Regions from separate parts of the Homo sapiens genome. Here region 1 is linked to region 2. Evidence: chromatin contacts called from ENCODE Hi-C or POLR2A ChIA-PET data. All regions are on one chromosome and are shown on one strand. Each heading gives the region's core, a stretch centred on a gene start or an enhancer-like site at or near the end of the contact. The rest is flanking DNA. Distances are from core to core; before and after follow the strand shown. Region 1 overlaps LOC105372146 (a long non-coding RNA gene). Region 2 overlaps NEDD4L (NEDD4 like E3 ubiquitin protein ligase).

What was found. A loop is a pair of places that touch in the nucleus more often than their neighbours do. ChIA-PET counts read pairs that join two places held with the same protein, here RNA polymerase II (POLR2A). Pooled maps may share reads with other maps.
Region 1: a pooled map shows a loop between it and region 2 (10-fold over the local background). The contact joins two enhancer-like sites. A Hi-C loop is called at or near these places in 4 of 37 single-sample maps with no recorded cell type and 9 of 50 pooled maps. POLR2A ChIA-PET finds 5 or more read pairs at or near these places in 1 of 52 experiments (activated T-cell).

Annotation. Positions count from the first base shown.
Region 1 is chr18:58,759,148-58,765,139 of GRCh38, reverse strand. The region is part of intron 1 of LOC105372146 (a long non-coding RNA gene); the gene reads left to right. Among named protein-coding and RNA genes, the nearest start is that of LINC01926, 52 kb to the left of the region's middle. RefSeq lists enhancers at 717-986, 3,108-3,157. Within about 2 kb of position 3,244, at least 5 of the 41 ENCODE cell types and tissues checked have a DNase peak (open chromatin) inside an H3K27ac peak, as active enhancers do.
Region 2 is chr18:58,301,117-58,307,847 of GRCh38, reverse strand. All of the region lies in intron 5 of NEDD4L (NEDD4 like E3 ubiquitin protein ligase), which reads right to left. Among named protein-coding and RNA genes, the nearest start is that of MIR122HG, 140 kb to the left of the region's middle. Within about 2 kb of position 4,292, at least 3 of the 41 ENCODE cell types and tissues checked have a DNase peak (open chromatin) inside an H3K27ac peak, as active enhancers do.

The sequences.
Region 1 (5,992 bases), core at 1,995-4,494, 460 kb before region 2:
GCTGAAAGATAGGGCTTTGTAATCAGAGAGGACAAAATTTAAATCCATGATTTTGGAAGAGTGTAATTTTTGTGATGACAAGGTCCAGGATATCTCTTGGGTGGTGTATGGTTGGGTTACAAGAAGTCTCTGTGGATGAGGAAGCCAAAGAGCCAAGAGAAGAATTGTGTGGGTCATCAACGTGGAGTTGAAATTACCAGGAATGATGAGGGCATAGGATGGAGCTAAGCTTTCAGGTCAAGTGCTAAGTCTTCACTCTTCTCTCAAGATGGGAAAATAATGCACCATTAAAATTATTTTTTCTGCTAGGCACGGTGGCTTACACCTATAATCCCAGCACTTTGAGAGGCTGAGGTGGGAGAATTGCTTGAGCCCAGGAGTTTAAGACCAGCCTGGGCAATATAGCAAGACCCATCCCTACAAAAAATAAACAAAATTAGCGGGGCATAGTGGAGAATCACTTGAGCCCTGGCGGTCGAGGCTGCAGTGAGCCGTGATCAAGCCACTGCACTCCAGCCTGGGTGACAGACACCCTGTCTAAAAAAAAATTTTTTTTTCTTGCAACAGCATTTCTAAGTTTTGCGAACTCCTCTCTCCTCCCACTTCATTAGAGAGATCAAATCTCCGTGGGACTGAAGGGGGCACAGTTCTTCCTTTGAGCCAGGAGGGGGAGCAAGAGACTGCAACAGAAGGCTCTGAATCTAAACGAAGCCTTTCGGAAGACAAAGGGGTGGATCACAAAGGAGCTTGCGGTTCCCCTCCGCCTTTCTGCATTAGTTTCCTAGGGTTGTTCTAATAAATTACCACTAGCTTGGGCCTTACAATAGTGGGCATTTATCCTCTCATAGCTGGAGTGCAGTGGCTCCACCTCCTGGGTTCCAGCAGTTCTCCTGCTTTAGCCTCCCAAGTAGCTGGGACTACAGGTGTGTGCCACTGCACCTGGCTAATTTTTGTATTTTTAGTAGAGATGGGGTTTCACCATGTTAGCCAGGCTGGTCTCGAACTCCTGACCCTCAAGTGATCTGCCTACCTCAGCTTCCTAAAGTGCTGGGATTACAGGCGTGAGCTACCACGCCGGGGCCAATGATTTGCTTTTTTAAAAAAACAAAAACCAAACAGCCTCAGAAATTTTGAACTACTTTCTCTAAAAGAAACCAGCTTTATTGAGAAATAATTCACATGCCAGACATTCACCAATTTAGTATATTTGTAGATCATTGATCATCACAATCAATTTTAGAACATTTTTTTATCACCCTAAAAGAGTCCCCATACCCATTGGCAGTCCCTTCCGGTTTCTCCCACCTTCCCGGGCCCCCAGTCCCTGGTAGCCTACCCTATCACTAGAGATTTGCCTTTCCTGGACTCTTCACAGAAATGGAGTCAGACAGTAGAAATGCAGTCTTTTAAATTATTTATGGGCCGAGCTGGGCGCTGTGGCTCACGCCTGTAATCCCAGCAATTTAGGACGCCAAGGTAGACAGATTACTTGAGGTTAGGAGTTTGAGACCAGCCTGGCCAACATGGTGAAATCCCGTTGCTACTAAAAATGCAAAAATCAGCTGGGCATGGTGGTGCACACCCCTAATCCCAGCTACTGAGGAAGCTGAGGTAGGAGAATCAATTGAACCCAGGAGGCAGAAGTTGGAGTGAGCCGAGATCATGCCACTGCACTCCAGCCTGGGTGATAGAGTGAGATTCTGTCTCAAAAATTAAAAAAAAAAAAGATTTATGGTGAACAGCGGGTTAGATGTCATTCTTTTGATTTTAGGGTTGTATTCAAGTATAAGACTCATTCTTTTCACAATGAGCGGTTAGAGCAGCAAAGCTGTAGATATCTGAAGACTTTGAGAGCTTAGGGAATAGGAGGATCATCTGGGGTCCCCCCTTTCTCTCTCCTTCCCCCGCAGCCCTCTCCTTTGCCACCAGCAGCCGAGAGAACAGTCTTGGGGGAAAGAAAACACAGAAGCTCAGTGCTGCGGGGAGAGGGGAATGAAGGCGTGATAAGAGACATGCGGGGGCTGTTCCTGGCTCGCTCACCTCCTTGTCCTCTTCCTCACCGAAACCACAGAGTCTCCCCCAGCCTTGCAGCAGAAGTGTGGTCGTGCCTCTGCAGTAAGCTGGGTGTAGGACTGGCTGGCCAGCATCTGCAGTCTATGCTGAGTACCTGTGCCTGGGTGACCCTTCCCCCGCGACTCCAGTGTGACCTTCCTTCCCAAGCCTCTTGTTGCCCTGGGGTCTTCCACATTCAGCTGTGTCAAGCTCAGGGAATACAGGAGGAAAATGGGATCGCCTCAAAGTTAGGGGCTGGGGGATGAGTTGCCGCAGGTACTAACAGGCAAACCTGCCCTGTTCCTCCAGCCGGGTGCCAGTGGTAGTTGACAGGGAAAGGGCCCTTGAGGAAGAGAGCAAGTGGGGAGAGAGAGGGAGAGACAGAGAGGATGGAGAAGTTGGAGGTCTCTGTGGTGGCCCAAGGGGGCAGTGGGGCCTGGAGGAGGTGGTTGGGCATCTGCTCCCACTAACCCATGGGCCACCTGGTCCCTTTGCCACGGACCCTGCTATGGGCAGCCATGGTGGGGTGGAGGCGTGTCCCTGGCACCCCCATGTCTCCCCGCATGAGTTTCCTGAGGAACCTGTGGGCATCCCGACGCCCTCTGGGTTTCACCTGGAGGACCACTGCTCACAAGTGGCCTCTCCTTATTTCTTTGAGCAACTTGAACTCTGTGAAAAGAACGTGGGCTCCACGGAGGCCTGTGCCAGCGGAGACAGGAAACATCACCGCTGTTTTCAAGATGGTTCCATTCACTCTTTGTCCTAGTGACCCTGTACTCAGCTCCCATTGTGATGGCTTGGGCGGGGGGATGGGCATGTTTTCTGGATAGTTCCACTGCCTCTGCCCCACTGCATGCAAGCCTGGTCAGCCTGGTGAGGGAGGGCATGCTCAGGCCCCCACCAGCCCCGGGCCTGCTGTCCTTCAGTGGCCTGTGTTCTGAAGACACAGGTGCATCTCTGTCACCCACTACCCACCAAGTCACAAACACCTGGGGCGGGAAGGAAGGTAAATGTTCCTCAAGGGATAGTGTGTATATGAGGGTGGGGTGCGTGGCTGGGAGGCGCACAAATGGCAGCATCCACTTAGGAGCCTGTACCCATCTTCCAGCAGGTCAGCACGGCTGAAGCCAGCAAATTTGTTGTGTTCTCTGGGCCTTAGCAGTCACGACCTTGGACCACGAGATGTGCCCTTGTCGCATTTATTTAAAGAGTTGAAATCTGAAAGGTGCATTAGAAATCGTTCTATTTATAGAGTCACTCTAAATACACTGTGGTGGAAGATGGCCAAGAGCTATTGTGAAGTGAAAGTAGGAACTGGAAAACGGTGAGCTCAGCATGATCTCACATATGCACATATGTGTACACCTGTGTGTATACATGTATAAAAGATATCTGTACACATGTATGTGTATAATACTCATACGTGTGTGTGCATATGTGTGTGTGTGTCCATATGGTCTGGAGATTTATATGCATAATACAACCGGAAGAAATATACACTGAAGAGATAGCATTATCTCTTGAAAGTGAGATTGGGATTATGTGGGGAGGGGAACTTTTAAACATTAATTTACGGAAAAGAAACGGAAAAATGTTCTGGTTCAGTCTAGCCAGGGTAAGTTTGAGACCTGGGCCCCAGGGTGACTTTCACCTCAACCACTGCTCTCTGCCAGTGCCACGCTGCCTGTGGCCTGGCCCTTGCTGTGAGTGTTTACGACCACAAAATTTACTTTTCCTGGAAGTGGTTTCTTCTGATGGCTGGAGAATGTTTATGACATTGTCCATCTCTGTTTCTCCTTAATGAAATTGCCTGGCAGCCGCGGTATTTTAGAGAAGTCTTAACCCCTACTCACTCTCCATTTAGCTTTCCATTCCATTTTCCATGGGAATGGCTGCTCTGACATCAGAATAGGCAATGGCAGCAGGAAGCAGTATCATCAAAGGTGCGAGTTTGAACTCTGGGGAGAGAGGTGTTCATAGGGTAATTTTTGCAACAGTTGGAAAATGCTCTACTGGACAGGGCTGGCTTTTGCTAAGAGGCTCAACAGGAGTTGGTCCATGTGCTGCATTCTCATTTTCACTCCCCAGTTACTCCCTGGGCCACCTGCCTGCCGCAGCACCTGAAGTCAAGTCACCAGAGGCTCAACTTTCTGGTCCATGTGTGGCTGTTTCTTTTTCTATTTATTTTTGTATTTTATTTATTTATTTTTTGTGATGGAGACTTGCTCTGTCACCAGGCTGGCACGATCTTGGCTCACTGCAACCTCCGCCTCATAGGTTCAAGTGATTCCCCTGCCTCAGCCTCCAGAGTAGCTGGGACTACAGGCACGCGCCACCATGCCCAGCTAATTTTTTTGTATTTTAGTAGAGACGGGGTTTCACCATGTTGGCCAGGATTGTCTTGTTCTCTTGACCTCGTGATCCGCCCATCTTGGCCTCCCAAAGTACTGGGATTACAGGCGTGAGCCACTGCGCTGGCCATGTGTGGCTGTTTCTAGGAGAGATTTCTGTCTCATTCCTTCTCTTCCTTTTTTCTTTCTCTCCCTCAAAATTTTCCAATGTTCCTGGGAGGGCTAGTCAGTCACAACTTACAGTGGTGTAGTAGTGGGCTCTCTGCCTGAAAGCTGAGGAATTGGGACTTTAGAGTGGATGAGTGGAGGCATCATTTGGGAGAGGAAGGCAGTGACTAGAAACTAGGTGGCAAGAAGGCATCTTTTTGCACTTCTGCTCACCCCATCTCTTCCCCATAGCAAAAAGAACTGCAGTAAATTCTAGGGATTTGCAGTGTTGACATCGAGTCCCCAGGGTGTCCCAGCAGAAGGGGTGGCAGCAACGGTGGGCTGTTTCCACTGAAGGGAAGACTCCACCTCAGGAAGAAATAAACGGCAGCAAGGTTTTTTGGGCATGTGGCATCTGTGAGATCTGAGGGGATCAGATAATGCCCAGGAAGAATTCTGAAAGCAAATGAGAACATTCAAAAATGCTCATTGACAGCACAGCCATGTAAAGATGATCTGGGAGATCTTAAAGGAAGCATTTTTCCAGGGATGGGGAATCTCAGGTTGGCTTCGCAAGGTTGGCTGAAGCGAGAGCCAGTGCCCTCTCCCTGGACCGCCTGCTTAGGTTAGGATGCACGTGTGCCTCCCTCACTAAGGTTTCATCAGTCATTCTTTTTTTTTTTTTTTTTTTGGGAGACAGTCTCACTCTGTCACCCAGACTGGAGTGCAATGGCGTGATCTCAGCTCACTGCAACCTCCGCCTCCCAGGTTCAAGTGATTCTCCTGCTTCAGCCTCCCAAGTAGCTGGGATTACAGGCACCTGTCATCATGCCTAGCTAATTTTTGTATTTTTAGTAGAGATGGGGTTTCACCACATTGGCCAGGCTGGTCTCGAACCCCTGGCATCAGGTGATCCACCCGCCTTGGCCTCCCAAAGTGCTGGGATTACAGGCATGAGCCACTGCGCCCAGCCAGGAATTCATTCTTTAAAAAGGTCTGAAGTATCTCAAAGTAGATTGTAGCCGCCATACACTGAACAAACAAAAAGGCATTCTTCAGCCGGGCATGGTGGCTCATGCCTGTAATCCCAGCACTTTGGGAGGCCAAGGCAGGTGGATCACCTGAACCCAGGAGTTTGAGATCAGCCTGGCCAATGTGGTGAAACCCCGTCTCTACTAAAAATACAAAAATTAGCTGGGCATGGTGGCGCACGCCTGTAATCCCAGCTACTTGGGAGGCTGAGGCAGGAGAGTCGCTTGAACCTGGAAGGTGGAGGTTGCAGTGAGCTGAGATCATGCCACTGCACTCCAGCCTCGCAACAGAGCGAGACTCCATCTCAAAAAAAAGCATTCTCCATTTTTCATTCATCTCATAATTGAGGTTGGATTGGGAGACTGAGGCATGAACAGGATGTGAAGGAATGGAGATGTGGGTGTAGGTGG
Region 2 (6,731 bases), core at 3,043-5,542:
GACAGACACTCTTGGTAACCATGCAGTGTCAAGAAATGATTTGGATTTGGGTAAAAGTAAGCCTAAGTACACCAGGGGTTCAATGCCAGTTTTTACTTTGATTTCATTTTCATATTTATTGCTAAAAGCTCTTCCTCACATATCTCCGGGCATCTGAACCTCACAGTCCATCCCACTGCCTGGCTGTCTCATAGTTGGGATATGTAGAATGTCACAAGCCAGCAACAACAAATTACACGGGAATGGAAGTGCCGTGTGGTTTTATTCTTGAATTGCAATTACTGAAGACTCTGAACTAGAGTCATACAGGTTTACACAAGGACACTAGCTAACTTTTCATAAACTCTCCATTAAACAGCCTCAATGTAGGCATTGGCATTCTAGTTAGATCTGCTGCAGGACTTTTCCTTAGTTCAGCTTAAGAGGGGTCCTTGTCACATGACTACGAAAAATTAGGCTCACAATTTAAAGGGTGAGAAAAATGGGATTTATTGGACAAAAAGGAAAAAAAGGAAAGCAGGAACTCTCCACCAAGCTGGAGTCCTGCTAGTGTGCTTCCTGCCTCGCAGACTGAATCCTAGGTACCATCCAAGAAGACGAGGGGCCAGGCTCCTCCCTGCTGCAAATGGCTCCAACTTCCCAAGGCTCCACCCCAGTGCGCACTCCTCCCAGTGTGCGGGTCGGTCAGAGGCTCTCCCGGGGAGCCATTTCCACCTGGCTGTCTCAGATCCTTTCCTCCTTTAGCCATATTTTGGCTGAAATCACATCTCTGCCCAGTGGACTCCACCAAAGTTGGCTGGGGGAAAAGCTCCAGCTTTACTCTGGGGAGAAACTCAGGATTGCAAGGAATAACAAGCCAACCTGTAGCTCATCTATCATGTGCCAAACACTGCTATAAGGAGGTTAAGAAACTTGCCTGGGCATGGTGGCTCACGCCTGTAATCCCAGCACTTTGGGAAGCTGAGGTGGGTGAATCACCTGAGGTCAGGAGTTCGAGAACAGCCTGGCCAACATGGTGAAACCCGGTCTGTACTAAAGTACTAAAAATACAAAAATTAGCCGGGCGTGGTGGCGGTTGCCTGTAATCTCAGCTACTTGGGAGGCTGAGGCAGGAGAATTGCTTGAACCCAAAAGGCAGAGGTTACAGTGAGCTGAGATTGCACCATTGCACTCCAGCCTGGGTGACAAGAGCAAAATTCCATTTCAAAAAAAAAAAAGAAGAAAGAAACTTGCCCAAAGTCATAGAGCTAGTAGGTAGTGGCCCAAACATGAACCCAGGCAGTCTTCCATCATGATGCAGAACCTGTACTTCATGTACCAGAGTTGTAAGGAAAACATGAACAGGCTCCCCGAATCCCTCCTCAAAAATCCTAGTATGCTATGCTGCCATCCCCAACTCCATATCCCCTCATGGATTATGCTTGCCAAATCTTGCCATGTGCCCTTCCTTCCTCATCTATATTTTAATATAAAAATGAAATGAGTAACGTATGAGCTTGAAAGAGAAAACAAATGGAATTGAATAGTTTTTATTCTTTTACTTCACCCCCCTCATCTCCCCCACCCCTGATATCTTTTAAAGCAGAGCTCTTCAAACTGGAGCATGCACAGCTCTGGGGATATACAAAGACATTCCAGGGGACTTGGACATGGACAATTCTAGAGAAATCATTTTCTAGATCCTTCCATATGTCCTCTTCCTTGAAACCGATCTGGCATGAGAACAGTGCTTGCCTTCTGTGGCTCTCCTTTCCTGCTTACCCTTTCTAAATCACAACCCTCCATCCCTGCCTTTCCAAAGAAAGACATACTCCTCACCCTTCTTGAATCATACACCATGGTCCACTTTGCTGGGTATAAAAGCCACTGGAGGACAAAATAATGAAGGAACAGAATCTATCATAAAGTCAAACTATTAACTAGGTTGTTATAAAAACATTTCCCTGAAAACTTCTAAGTAGTTAAAGCTAAGTCTCCCGGCTCCCTCCCCTCCCCACCCGACACAACAATTTTAGATGACAGCAATGGAAAAGAAAAATTCCTTCTTTCCACACACCAGCTTGATGAGAAAAGTGTGGAGAGGAAAACTTCAAAACTTTGTAAAACAAATTAAACCAAAGATTATATGTATTTTGAACGTATACCATATAAAACAAGGATGTCCAAGGATGAGGAGAAACTTCCATTAACTAGATTTCGGAGTCTAGCAGGTGCTCGTTTAGGCAGAGAGTATGGGCCTCCTTCTCCCTACAATCCACTGAAGACACACTGAGAAACAGGGCCCAACTCACTCTTTTTCTAGTCTCTTTATGACAGAGTAACACCAGCAGGTACTGGAGCAGAATGCGCAGCACTGAGGTGTGCCATTAACCAGAGGTGCCCAGGCTGCTTAGACACTGGAATCCCTGCAAAGTTCTCAAATCACTGTACCCAGGCCTCACCTCAGAAAATTAAATTTCTGGTGGAGGGGCTCAGTTGTAGGTGTGATTTAAAAGCCCTCTATCTTATTCTAATTTTTGGCCAGGGCTGACAACCACTGGGTGAAGCTACCCGTTTTCCTTGTTCACAAAAGAGAAACTATAATTACTTATTAAACTAGTGGAGTGACACTGATCAGCAAACTGATACTAAATTGCAATCTCAGAGTATATGATAGGTTCCCCTCCTTCTCCAGCTCTCCTCACTTGTGCCTCTGCTGTTCTCCTAAATGAGAAATCGCTGGGCCCATTTACATATGGAGGTAAAAATAACTGCCTGGGCCCGGAATGCAGATGGGATGCAGAAGATGGTGCATTTCTGGCTGCCCCTGTTTGGAACCCTAGCCCTCTGGCCTGATAGGGCTGGGATATTAATAGGAGTAAGATTCACAGGTGCACAAAGCACAGGGATTTCACTGGTCATAGCCAAGGGATATCTGGCTGCCACTCTAACACTGGGGCTAAAAAGACAAATCCCATTTCAAAATAGAACCAGAGAATGTGATCTTTAGGAGGGACCTCAAAAGTCATTTAGTGCAACATACATCTTAGGCTTGTATCCTCATCCATCCCCTCTTTCAAGTGGTTGCTCACCCTGCTTAGCTTTGAACATCATCAGTGATGGGGAGCTAACTACATAATGGGTTTGTGGAAAGCGGATGGGTTTTGGACATATAGATGGCTAGTTTAAAATCCCATGTCTATCTAGAAGTAGCTGAACAACCAAAGGAAGGTTTCTCAATCACCAAAGGCCAATCTCATCCAAAGTGAGGATAAAAACCACTTTATCTTGCACAGTCATTGATATTACATGGGAAAATTAGATTCAACAAATGTTCTTTCTTTCTTTTTTAATTGAGACAGAGTCTTGTTATGTTGCCCAGGCTGAAGTGCAGTGTCACAAACATAGCTCACTGTAGCCTCAAACTCCTGGGTCCAAGCAATCCTCCCACTTCAGCCTCCTGAGTAGCTAAGACTACAGGCATGTACTACCACATCAGGCTAATTTTTTTTTTTTTTTTTTGTAGAGACAGGGTCTTGTCCAGGTGGTCTCAAAGTCCTGGGCTTAAGTGATCCTCCCACCTCGGCTTCCCAAAGTGCTGAGATTACAGGTATGAGCCACTGCCCCTGGCCAATAAATGTTACTTCTGACTAGGGTATCTCAAAGTCAGCATCATTAACATTTGGAGCTAGATAATTCTTTCCGTGAGGGCTGTCCTATGCTTCGTAAGGTATTTGGAAGCATCTCTGGCTTCTGCTCACTAGATATAGCAGCAACTCTCACCCCTCAGTTTTGTGCAATCCAAAACTGTCAAACGTCCCTGGGAGGCAGGTGTGGGGTCAGGGGGAAGAAGTGCTCCCAGTTGAGGACTACTGTCCAATCCTACTCCCTCCCCTCCACTCTGGAAGGTGTCCATTCCATCTTTGGGCAACTCTATAAGAATGTTCTAGTAATCTGGTGTTCATTTTTCTTTAACTCCTATCTCCTTGAAACATCAAAAGAAAAGTAATGTAAGTTTCTGTAACCAGAAAGTGGCAGGACTAGGATTTCAACCAGAATCTCTTCCATGCTAACACTCAAGAGTGAAACAGTTATTTGTTTCCACTATTTCTTAGTGGCTAATCTCTACCACGGGTCAGGATGGCTTAATTTGAAGAAAGTTACATCCTTATCCTCTAGCTGCTTTTCCTTTTGCCCCCAGAGTACTTAGAAAAAGATCAGCAAGCAAAGCTCCATGTACCAGAGTATTTCCTTATTAACGGGTAAAACAGAGAGTGTGACATAGTTCACTATGTGGCTGCCAGGGAAATCCCCAAGAAGCTGAGACCAAAGGCGGAGCTCCTTGCAAGACTGAGTTGTGTTTAAGATCAAGAGCAAAAGTTACACAGTTTCCAGAATAAGGAGCCAGGCTACATAGGGCTATTAATGGGAACACACAGTGGGGCTAGCATCAAAGCCAGGAAAGCCCAGGAACATGAGAGAGGAAATGTGAGGGTGCTTTAGAGAAAAGCCCAGAGGAGCAAAATGCCCCAAATATTCACTTCAATGTCGTGTCAAAAGCCTTCAACAATCAAACTACCAAAAACAATAAGAATGAGCATCCTAGGCACCAACCTTTGACTCTTTATGTCTCAAAACACAAGATCAACCTGGGAGAGAAAAGTTCCATTCATTACTCATGACTTTTTCCAAGAATCACTGTGTACATGGGCTACAATTCAAGTGCCCATGCTTGCAAGAAGTGGTTGTGCACCTCTGCCATTTGGAAAACCCACCAGGATGAGTCAAGTAAGGCCCCAGGAGCAGGGCTGCCCAGTGCTGACGGCAGGTGTCTACTTCACTTTTGCATTCTGATGCCTCTCTTGCCTCACCCTAGTCTCAGTCCTGAAATCCACTTCTGTTGCACTGCATGCCCTCTACTGACGACTACAAGGTAGAAGAGATGAGGAAAGCACTATCTCCAAGAAGTACATCACCTCGAAGCATGTGTTCAAAGTCACAGGTGGAGATCTGAAGTACGCCGTGGGAGGGGTCCTCCCAGGCCTGGGGCATGGAGCCTTGGGTACTGTTGCTTGCTGGGAAAGAGCTAGCTAAATGGGCACCAATCCTTCCCTGGACAAGGGTCCTCATCTGGAAAATGGGGCTAAGACCATCTGCGTGTTCTATTTCATAAACTGGTACATATCTCAGATGTCAGGGTATATGAAAGGCTGCTGCAAGTTACTATTGAATGTTATTAAGCTACTGTCAATATTTTAAATTGACTGTTGAGAAATAGGAGTAGTAGTGGGTCCCTGCCAAGGCTGGCCAACTGGAAAGCATACAGTTATTTTCAGAAAGCCAGTGGTTCAATTCATCTGGTCTCCAATGAAGGAACTGTTGTGTTGCAGAGTTCAGTGTGTGCAATTTGAGAAACCCTGTTCTATTCTGTGAGGACAAAGTATATGAACGAGCTTTAAAAAAAGTGGGATGGAATGTTAGAAAGTATCCCTTAAAAAATAATTTCATAAAGCAATGAAAGGTAGCATAAGGAGCAAGATGCAAGACTAAATAAGGCTAAAAAACGTGCTCTAACCTCAAAACGGGGACACTCTCTTGGGATTTTAGAAATGACTTCTTTTTTTCCCCTTTAAAACATTATCTAGTGGGAAGCTATTCACCAATGTGTATACATGATACACTGAAGAGGCCATTTACGTATATGCTGGTTGTATGAAACATGAAGCCTATAATCCCAAAGAAAATTGTGTCATCAACAGTAATCCTCAGGCTAGACGACAAAAGATTCCGAAATCTACAAAGTAACTGGGATACCAAGCAGCACTAACCCAGGAGCTTCAGTTACATTCTCTCACTATGCTGAAGTTCTTAGTGAATCCCCCTATCACCGGGGCAGGGGCAACAAGGGGATGTGATGCGTTCCATCACACTTCCAAGTGCACACTGGTGGGCACCTCCATAGGGCGCCTGTAGGGAATCAAAGGGCATGGCACCAGTGGTAACTCACCTCTGATGACAGAGCTGGGCTTGGGGCCTGGGCACAGTTTCTTGGTCATCCTAAACATTAATGGGTATTCTGCATTCAACTCCATGATATTTCAATGGCTAGAACTAAGGCTGCAGAAATACGCACCATGTTTCTACCGTACGATTCACAGACAACAGCTTGAAAAAACACAGGCTGCTCCAACAATCACAGGGACCCTGGCAGAACTGTTCAGCTGCACTCCCTCTGACCCTGAGTAAGCTCCCTAGCCTCTCTGAGCGTCTCTCAAGTGGAGATAATAGTTTATAATCCAATGCATTATTAGAGGAATCATGAAGATATGCACAAAACTAGCATAAGGTCTGAAAGACAGCAGATGTCTGAGAGGTAAATTAGACTGTTATTCTACAGGGTACCTCCCTGGAAAGAAAACCAGAGAGAGTGACACATTGCAGGGGGCACTTAGGAGCTGGCCTACATAGTCACAGCTATAAACTATATAGATGATTCCCACATAACTTTCAACCTTCCCATTGATCAAAGCGCCCAATTTCATTAAAATTCAACTTCTAATGACTATATTCATGGGCTGAATTTTACTAGAACACGAGGAGGAGAAGGGGTCAGTGAATAGCAATGGCCCAGGAGTTCAGATACTCTGGGCTAAACTGATATATTCAGACACGTAAATGAGCTCTATAAGTTGTCATTCTTTTATTGATTTAATCATTTGAGCTCTTCCATAGTTTAAAGGAAAGAGTACTGA